Regions from separate parts of the Homo sapiens genome. Here region 1 is linked to region 2. A link is an interaction called in ENCODE POLR2A ChIA-PET data of the cell type or tissue named here. Cell type or tissue: endothelial cell of umbilical vein. All regions are shown on one strand.

Region 1 (5,000 bases), 210 kb before region 2:
GCCCGAGGTAGGGGTCAGTACCCCTAACCTCCATGATGTTCAGGGGTCAACAGTATGTATTTTGGAATATACAAAGAGCAATATAATAGTTTTAAGCCTTTAAACAAAAATGCTAGCAAGTGATCATCAACTCCTACCCATGCTTAAAATATTAGTGATTCCTCCAACCCAAATGTCCAACAATGATAGACTGGATTAAGAAAATGTGGCACATATACACCGTGGAATACTATGCAGCCATAAAAATGATGAGTTCATGTCCTTTGTAGGGACATGGATGAAATTGGAAATCATCATTCTCAGCAAACTATCGCAAGGACAAAAAACCAAACACCGCATGTTCTCACTCATAGATGGGAACTGAACAATGAGAACACATGGACACAGGAAGGGGAACATCACACTCTGGGGACTGTTGTGGGGTGGGGGGAGGGGGAGGGATAGCATTAGGAGATATACCTAATGCTAAATGACGAGTTAATGGGTGCAGCACACCAGCATGGCACATGTATACATATGTAACTAACCTGCACATTGTGCACGTGTACCCTAAAACTTAAAGTGTAATAATAATAATAATAATAAAAATTAGTGATTCCTTTAGTTAATTGTTAAAACAAAAATTGATTTTAAAGTTTAAACCACTTTTAAAATATATGAAATATTAAAAACTCAATATATCTTTCATAATTTTATATATAATATATATCAAAAATATAAAGCAGGTTAAAAGTAAAATTTATTTTAAAATTTACTGCAGTTTTTCATCATTGCAGGTAATCCTTTGCTTTAATTAGCATTTTAGCAGGTACCAGCAATCTCTATTCCAGTGCAGATAATAGCCATTCTGCTCAGAAGTTGGTATTTGCTCCACAGACAGTTGTACCAGAATTACCACAAGTGTTGGTTGAAATGCAGAGTCCTGGGCTTAACCCCAGATGGCTAAATCAGAACCTTTGAAGGTGGTGCCCAGGAATTGGTGCACAATCAAGTTGTCCGTTGATTGTGGCGAGCTTTAAAGTTAGAAACCCGCTGGCTAGTGGATCACAGTTCAGGACCAGTATTACAAATGTCTGGTTGAGTCCCTGCTCCATTATTTAAGGCTGCTAAACTTTAGAAAAATTTTTAGGTCTCTCTAAAATTTGACATTTGTATCTGGAAATGAGGACAATAACAGCAGCTACCTCAAGGAAGCGTGAGAATTCAGTGAATTATGTGTAAGCTCATTAGTGTAGTGTCTCATACATAACAAGTGCTCAAGGCATATGATTGGTAGCAGGGCATTTATGGTGGTGCTTGTTGTAATATGAGCTACGTCTTTCTTGTGTTAGGCTTTGACATTGTCATGGACTTTACCTGGGAAAGAACCTCCGAACTGTGGATTTTATATTCAGCCATTAACATTATTTTATATGACCCTTGGGGCAGGTGATGAGGTATCCCCGTTTTTGCATATGTTCATGAAAACACAGCCAATATCTAAAGGTCTTCAGTAAAGATGTTTTGAAAGATTGAGCAACTAGAATGCTTTTTTTTGGTCACGTGGGTTTGATTGCTGGTACTTTTCATGTGTTCTTGGATGTTTGTGTCTTTCTCTGCAGGACTGTCTCATTCTTCTTTCACGTGGTCATCTAACTCCATTCTTTCCCTTGGCTTGCTTGTTTAATGGATCATGATATAGACCTGTAGGGTATTAATAAGCTCTACTGTTTATGTAATATAACTAGCATAATATATAGCATTTCTCTTTTAAAAAAACCAACAAAACCTCCTGCAAACTATAATGAAAAGACTTGATATGCTTTTTAATGGATATTTTTATTAGCACACTGGCTTTCAAATAAGCGGAAAAAATGTTCCCATCCCTTTTTTTTTTGGCTCCTTTGTGTTGCTGGCTCAGAGTGTTTTATTGTTTGATGGAGTAGATAAAATTCCCCTGATGTTTCCTACTCACACTAAATTTGGAATACACCTACAGTATTCTTTTAGGCTTTATTGTTTCCTAAACCATCTATTTAAATACAGCCCTAAAGCTCAAACGGAACACTGTTATTGTGGCTAAGAATAATATGTGTAATGGAGCAGTAGATTAGACTTCATTACCATCCTCAAAATCATGCAGAAGCCAGTGTTCCCACAAACTACTCAATACATTCTAGTGATTATTAAAATTTGCCGCTATCATGGTAAATGTTTCGTGGTGACTTCTAGTGATCTGTAAGCAGAGTGGTAGGAAGAACTTGACCTTTAAAATCTAATGGGGACTTTATAAAAACCCTGGTGTTTGGGGCAGAGACAACCATGAGAACAATGGTCAAGGGGAAGTCTGTTGACCATCACGGAACAGAATAGGATGATCTGTGGGATTCTGCTGCATTTGTAATAGAGTGAGGAGCTTTTAGTGTTTTATGTTGACACTTTTCTGAAATGGAGAAAGTTGGTAGCCCTTTCATAGGGAATGGTTGATTCAATTCTCTTATTTAATTTTTCTTTTATCATTGATCAGAAAACCTTTATATTTGTTACATCACCCTGTTCATTCGGTTATGAGACGTAATATCCAAGTCTCCAAGTGAATTTGGTCTAAATTATTTTTAATAGTGAACCTCACGTACTTGTTCGGTAACATTAAAATAGATGATTTTATTATTTAAATTATTCTGTTACACTTTATGATTCTATGCTATAAGAAATCTTGCTTTTCCAGTCTGAAATCCCCATCTGCCATTCCCTATCTCACTGTATTCTCTCTTCTAATAATTCCAAATCTCAAAAACTTCTGCCTAGTTCATATGCCACCTGCTCCAAGAAGCCAACCTGCTTTCCAAAGACAAAATGAATTACTTTTTATTTTGCATTTTAATTTCTGTACCCTAAGAGACTTTTTGCCTAGACTTCTATTTCACAGTTACTTCATTACCTTTTAATATCAGTATTATACAAACCGTTGAACCTATGAAATTGCCATTACTCAATTATGTTTGAGCTATAAAACATGTCAAGCTCATATTGTTGAGCCAAATTCTCAATTCAATATTAACTGGACAAACTTTTGAAAATTAGCTGTGGTATGAGTTACTTAAACACATCTTAGACTTGGATTTATGTATCTCTCCTAGAGTACTTAGAGTTTTTGTACATGAGAATGTATTAAATGTTTGTGTGTGTGTGTGTGTGTGTGTGTGTGTGTGTGTGTGTGTGTGTGTCTCCTATCGCCCAGGCTGGAGTGCAATGGCACAATCACGGTTCAGTGCAGCCTTGACTTCTGGGGCTCAGGTGATCCTCCCACCTCAGCCTGTTGAGTAGCGGGGACTACAGGCACGCGTCACCATACCTGGGCTAATTTTTCTGCACTTTTTAGACACAGTGTTTTGCCATGTTACCCAGTCTGGTCTCTGGGCTCAAGTGATCCGCCTGCCTTGGTGTCCTAAAGTGTTGGGATTGCAGGCGTGAGCCACTGCGCCCGGCCTCAATACATCTTTGATGGAATAAATTGGATTGGATTTGTCTAAATTACCATTACTCCTTATAAGACAGATAATAATGGATGATCTAGAGATGATGCCTGACTGTGGGCCCCACGCTTTTAAAGCCAGGATGTTTGAGCTCACTGTGTACTTTGTCCAACCCATTTCAATGTTGTCAGATAACCCAAGGTAAACTTTGTCAAGTCACTCTTCCTTATTTTTAAATTTCATATTGTCACCTTTGTTGAAACATTTTTCTTTATTTTGCCTGTACTTGTTTTGCTTTGCTTAATGTAGCAACAGTAATTCTTGTATTTTCTTCTTTTCCTCCCTCAGAATTTTTAACTAACCTAACTCTTGCCGGAAGGTCTGTCAGTGTGCCTCCCCTTCCCTGCCCCGGGAAAATGCTCCCTGGCTTTGTTTGTTTAATCATGGAAAAAATCCTTTCTTTCTTTTGAAGTTATATTCTGTGCTTGCTAAAGGTCCAGTTAAATCACAAGAGATAAAAGTTATACTGACAACCTTGGATGTTCCCTGCCCTTTTGCCAGAAATAGCAAACTAGATACTCATCTTATACAAAAATATGTACATGTTCATCTTCACTAAAAACAACTTGTATTTGGTCTTTCTTAGCAGAGCAGATGTTTAAGTCAGCACACAGTGTAAAATCTGGGGAATAGTGGAGGTGAGGGTGTCAGAGGGGTTGGAAAAAAAAGGGTTGGGGAGAACCAAGTGTGGTGCTAAATGAATGGAGAAAATTGATAGACTATTGATAGAATCTTTAGTTTAATATCACATAATCTCTTAGCTACCTATAGTATAAGTAGTATAGTATAGTGGAGTAGCTATGAAAGCTCAAGCTATGTTTTTTAGCTCACTTATATTTTTTCCTAACTGGGAGAAATTTTACATGTGAAAAGGATATGTGTGGATTGGAGAGAAATTGTGAAGGCTGGATGGCAGTTGGAACTCCTGGGGTCAGGTGATCCTCTTGCCTCAGCCTCCCAAGTAGCTGGGATTACAGGTACGCACCACCACACCTGGCTAACTTTGTTTTTTTTTTTTTTTAAGAGACAGGGTCTTGCTATGTTGCCCAGTTTTGTCTTGAATTCCTGGGCTCGAGCAGTCCTCCTGCCTCAGCCTCCCAAAGTGCTGGGATTACAGGTGTGAGCCAGCTTGCCTGGCCGAAAATATTTTTCTTTATGTGAATTTCTTTTGTTCTTGAATCAATAATTTTGCAGCAAATTACTTTTAATTAGGTAACAATTCTTTGGTTTTACATTGGCTCTTTTACAAGCTAATGGGCATGTACAGACATTTTTCATTTTTAGACCAACCCATTGTTTGAGGGGGCTGGAACATGAGACACTATAGTTGTCTACGTAGTTGAAATTGATAGTTTTAATAATTAAATAAGGTGACTTATTTTCTGACATTCTCTGGCACGAGTAATATAGGAGAATAGGTTATTGTAAATCTATGGAAGGAGGCGTTCCATGCCTGTATGCAAAGATATATATGTGTTTCTGCTG
Region 2 (5,000 bases):
AAAATAAGGACAGTTTTGAACAAAAACTGAGAGACTAAAAGGAAATTCTAAAGCATTCAGCTAAAAGATTCCAACTTATTATTGCTGAGTTAAAAATAGAACCCAAAATGATGATCTGAGCTGTAATATGGAATAATGACTAAAAAAAGGCATTTTATAAAAGCGTGCACATTTTCTTCTTAAAATACTATTAATACGGTCTGATTGATAGGATTTTTATACAATGATAGAGCTGAAGTATTAGACTGTAATAACATTTAAATTTGGAGAGGACATTGGGAGTTAGTTTCTAATGTCCTTATATAGTTTGTTAATTATACTTGTTTAAAAAAAATTGAGAATAACTGCTGAAAGAACAGAGGTTCAATGTATAATTTCCCAAAGAAATTGAATGGGAATAGAATGTGTAAGACAGCAAGCAAACAAAAAAGTATTTCTTTTCTTTTCTTTTTTTTTTTTTTGAGACGGAGTCTCACTCTCACCCAGGCTAGAGTGCAGTGGCACGGTCTCTGCTCACTGCAACGTTTGCCTCCCGGATTCAAGTGATTCTCCTGCCTCAGCCTCCCGAGTAGCTGGGATTACAGGCGTGTGCCACCATGCCTGGCTAATTTTTGTATTTTTAGTGGAGACAGGGTTTCCCCATGTTGGCCAGGCTGGTCTCAAACTCCTGACCCCAGATGATCTGCCCACTTCTGCCTCCCAAAGTGCTGGGATTGCAGGCATAAGCCACCGCGCCCAGCCACAGAAAAGTATTTCTGTGTCATTTTTTAGAAATCAGAATTGAAAAAATTAAACAAAAAGGACAAATAGAAACATAAAAAATAAGAAAAGGAATAAGGTAAAAATAAAGCCAAGTATCACTAATTATAAGCCACGTAAATGAATGTGGAATGCACAATTCTGGCTGGCCCCCAAGAGTTCCTGTCTGCTTCAGCCTAGAGTACATGTTTTGCATAATCCCTGGAATTGTGAATTTGATGGATTTTACTTCTGTGATTAGGTTGTATCCTGTGGCACAATTGTCTTTAAGAAAGGGAGATTGTCCCAATGGACCTGATCTTATCACAGGAGTCTTTTAAGGGAAGAGAGTTTTCTCAAGCTGGTCCTAGAAAGGGAGGTCTGAGAGATTGCCACATTGCAAGGACCTGAGAGTAGCCACTAAAAGCTGAAAACAGTCCCAGCTAAAAGCCGAAAGGCATCTGTCCTACAGCCACAAGGAACTGAATTCAGCCAATAATCTGTGGTAGTGTGAAGGTGAGTCTTTGCTAGTTGAACCTCCAGATTAGGACTCAGCAAGCTAAAACCTTTTTTTTTTTTTTTTATTTTAGCTGAGTATAGCACCCAGCTAAAATGTGCTGGATTCCTGACTCACAAAAACTGAGAATAATACATTGTCTTGTTTTAAGTCAGTATGTTTGCAGTAATTTATCATGTAGCAATAGAAAATTAATACAAGAATCTAATTCCAAAAGCCAAAAGACAGAGACTCTGAGTTTGAATTTAAAAGTATAGTCATATGTGGTTTACACACCTAAACATGAAAACAAAGGTTGAAAATAAAGGAATAATGACAAATTTGCCCTGGAAATACAGCCATTTTGTTTCAGATCATTCAGATTTTAGCACAGAAAACAATTGGGTGAAGATAGTTTTACTAGTTTATCAGGACAGTATAAAAATACTAAACCTGTAAGCATTTTTTAAAAATAGCATGAAAATATATAAAGCACAATTCATCAAATGTAAAACGTTAAAAAGTCATCTACTACAGAGGTAGATTTTAATACACCTTTATCAATTATTTTTGTCAAGCAGGAAAAGCTGGTAAAGATTAATGATTTATACAACACATTTAATAGGGTAAATGGAATAAACATATATAGATTCCTGTATCTAACAGTTTAGAAAATAGGCATTCTTTCAAGGACATGTAGTAATTGCAAAAATGTATCACACAATGTACAACAAAGCAAGCTTCATCAAATTTCTGAAAATTTCTGTCACAAAAACCATGTTTTCTAACCACTACACTTAATTAGAAGACAGTAAAATTTAAAAATACATTTTGAGATTTGACATTTTTCTAAGTTACCCATGAGTCAGTCAAAAAATCATGGTGGAAATTTTCAAAAATATTAGAACTATATCGTAATGAAAATAAATTTGCAGGAAGCTGTCAAACTGGTCTTTGTAACCTTAAAAGAGAATAAATGTACATATTAGAAAAGACAAAAAGCTCACCATGGGAGTTCATGTTATTATGCTTCCTAACTTATATTAATTGTATTCTTTTGTATATTTCAAATATTACAAAGTAAATCTGTTCAAGTTCTTTTTTTTTTAGTATTGATTGGCGAGTGATCTTCCTAATTTGGCAATAACTACTACGTTCTTTTCACTTAAGTATTCTTTTGCACATGATATATGAAAATCTAAGATGACCAGTGTTGAAACATAATTGTAAACCATACTCAAATTATTCCTGATTATATTTTTATATCTCATAATTAAAATACCTATTTAAAATATGGTCTTTAGTAATGACTGTAGATCTTTGAAACTTTGTAAGGGCAAAGAGCTATAATTCTTAAAATTTCTCTTTGGTTAATATCTAATCCAAAAAACATATTAGTGAGATTTACTTAAAACCTGTAAGTGAAAATTTCAGTATCAAGGAAAGTGTCAGTTCTGAAGAAAATATTATTTTCAAGGTGATGATCAGTTGGCCCATGTTTCTTAGTTTCAGTCACTTGAATTGGGAGTAGTTAATGGTTTCACTCAAGGTAAGCCATCTGCCAAGGTGGAGGGTGGTATAATAGGATGTACTTGTGTGATCTTCAGGCCTATATGACTATGTACCACACGTTAGTGTTAAGTGCCCTTTGCTGAAGAAAACAGAAGTCAATTATTGGATTGATTCCAATTTAGAATAGACAGACATCACTGCAGTGACATTTTCCTGAATAACTGAGTTTATCAAGACTGAACTTATTGTAAAAAGGGCATCATGTGATTTACTTTACATGGGTCTATGGCTGCTAGTAAGAGTCACTAATTGATTTATAATCTTTTCTAATTTATGGTAGTGCGTAATTGCTTAAACGTATTGAACAGGCATGAAATGTTTCACAGGGGAAGTGTCACCACCACCTTCCCTACCTCAGCCCAGCTTTCTCTTCTGATAATGCAAATGATTTACCTATGTAGAACTGTCTATTTTCTCCATAAAAAGCAATATATCTAGTGTCCATAAAATAGTTCCAAGGTCAAATATTCAGACAATCTATAAATACCTTATCTGAAATCATCACAGTATGAGCAAAGCTCTGTAATAAAAATTCAGAACTGCTACTTCCTTAATAAGTAGTCCACAGCTCCGAAGGCTGCATTTGACCTCATCAGAATTCTCCCCTGTGAACAGTCCTCGACCTTGCCTTTTCCATTGCCATTATAGCCTTTGGTTCTCTTACTTGCTTTTTTTAAGCAAGTTCACTTGTATTCATTTGCATTTTTAATGAGTTATTTGCTTCAATGTTTTTTTTTGAGTAGTGCCATATGTTTACTATTTAAATTGTAAATTCTGAGGGCCTTCTTAATTTAAACACTATTATAGGGCTTTTGAATACATTATCAGCATTAATTATTTTTAGATATTTTAAAACATATTAATACATATTACAGATATTTTGTAGCTTGACATTTTCTTTTCCCTGAGAACAGTATTAAATCTTTTTATAGCATGTCTTTTTTACCTGGAACAGAAGTTAAACACAGTCAAGTTCATGTGTTGTTATTTTTTAAATAAAATAGTTCACTAAAGAGTTAAGGCTGAGCAAAGGTTTATATAGTTTTCAGAAAAAATCCACAAAAACCAATATAAACACAGAGAAAGAATAATAAAATTGGGTTTTAATAACTCATTTCTGAGTGCTTTGATTATAAAATGTAGTTTTGGTCATTTAGAGCATTACTATCTAAGTTGCTTTTAAGCTGTGGTTTCTAAACAGTAAAGACACAACAACCATACCAAAACTAAACAAAAAATTGATGAACCAGATTTTGAGAATTACCGTCTCTTTAAAATCAGTCTAGTGATGAAATGATTGAAATCTCAAGCCATATTTAAGAAAGCTTTGTCTCTTTTCAGTTGTCTGGCAGATGATATTCATGGTTCATTTCATGTTTATGGTTATTCACCCTTTTGTTTATTAAAAATAAAGGTTGAGTTTACTATAAGTGATTTCTCTGAATTCTTATTGAAGTCCTCATTTAATGGGAGCAGAGGGGAGAGCAAAACTGGTCAAATAGATCATCGATTATGTTGTTTATATATATATATAAAATAAAGATTCTTTCTTTAGGCTTTAAACCCATAAAAATGTGGAAGGTGAAATGGTCAATGCACTAACCAAATGATGTAACCGAGAAAGATGAGCAAATAGGAGAAAGAGAGGCACCTAACAGCACCAGCCTCATTTCACTCATTTATACCACAAATATTCCAGGTGTTTGGAAGATAGCAGTGGTCAAAATAAGGTCTCTGCTCTCACAAAGGTTCACTCATGTCTTCTGTGTCTGATACTTCTGGTTTGCACAGCTGAGCCTAAAGACTTCCACTCCTAAAAGCTTGGCTCTTTTTGAGAATATTCTTAAAATATGTCAGACAGTACTTTAGCCTTCCATTGCTTACCACTAACATACAACACGTATGAGCCTGTCTTAGCTAAGTGAGGTATTAAAAAATTTTAAGAGCAGATGGAGCAAGGACCGATCAGTTAGAATAGATTCTGGCACCAAAGAACTGGATTCTGCACTCATCAAGAGCTTGTGATTCATGATGACCAGTGGCTTCCTAGGTGCTCTCAGATTTACTCTCCTTCCTTCTCATTAGTGGAGTCTTACCCAAGTTCCCTGTTCTGTGTTGAGCAGTGGTCACAGTTTCCTGCTGGGTTTCTATCTCACTGTCTTCCCATTGCCAGTTCTCATGTGAGGGGTCACCC

What was found. Peaks named below come from ENCODE experiments on the same cell type or tissue, not always from the same donor. Only the 100,000 strongest peaks of a DNase experiment are listed, where the experiment ranks them.
Region 1: POLR2A ChIA-PET joins it to region 2 with 5 read pairs; 3 of 35 experiments call an interaction of 5 or more read pairs at or near these places.

The regions. Positions count from the first base shown.
Region 1 is chr13:74,081,700-74,086,699 of GRCh38, reverse strand. All of the region lies in intron 1 of KLF12 (KLF transcription factor 12), which reads left to right. Among named protein-coding and RNA genes, the nearest start is that of KLF12, 50 kb to the left of the region's middle. In endothelial cell of umbilical vein, no CTCF peak of the experiment used is centred here; a DNase peak (open chromatin) is centred at 2,029.
Region 2 is chr13:73,872,474-73,877,473 of GRCh38, reverse strand. All of the region lies in intron 3 of KLF12 (KLF transcription factor 12), which reads left to right. Among named protein-coding and RNA genes, the nearest start is that of LINC00393, 210 kb to the right of the region's middle. In endothelial cell of umbilical vein, no CTCF peak of the experiment used is centred here; no DNase peak of the experiment used is centred here.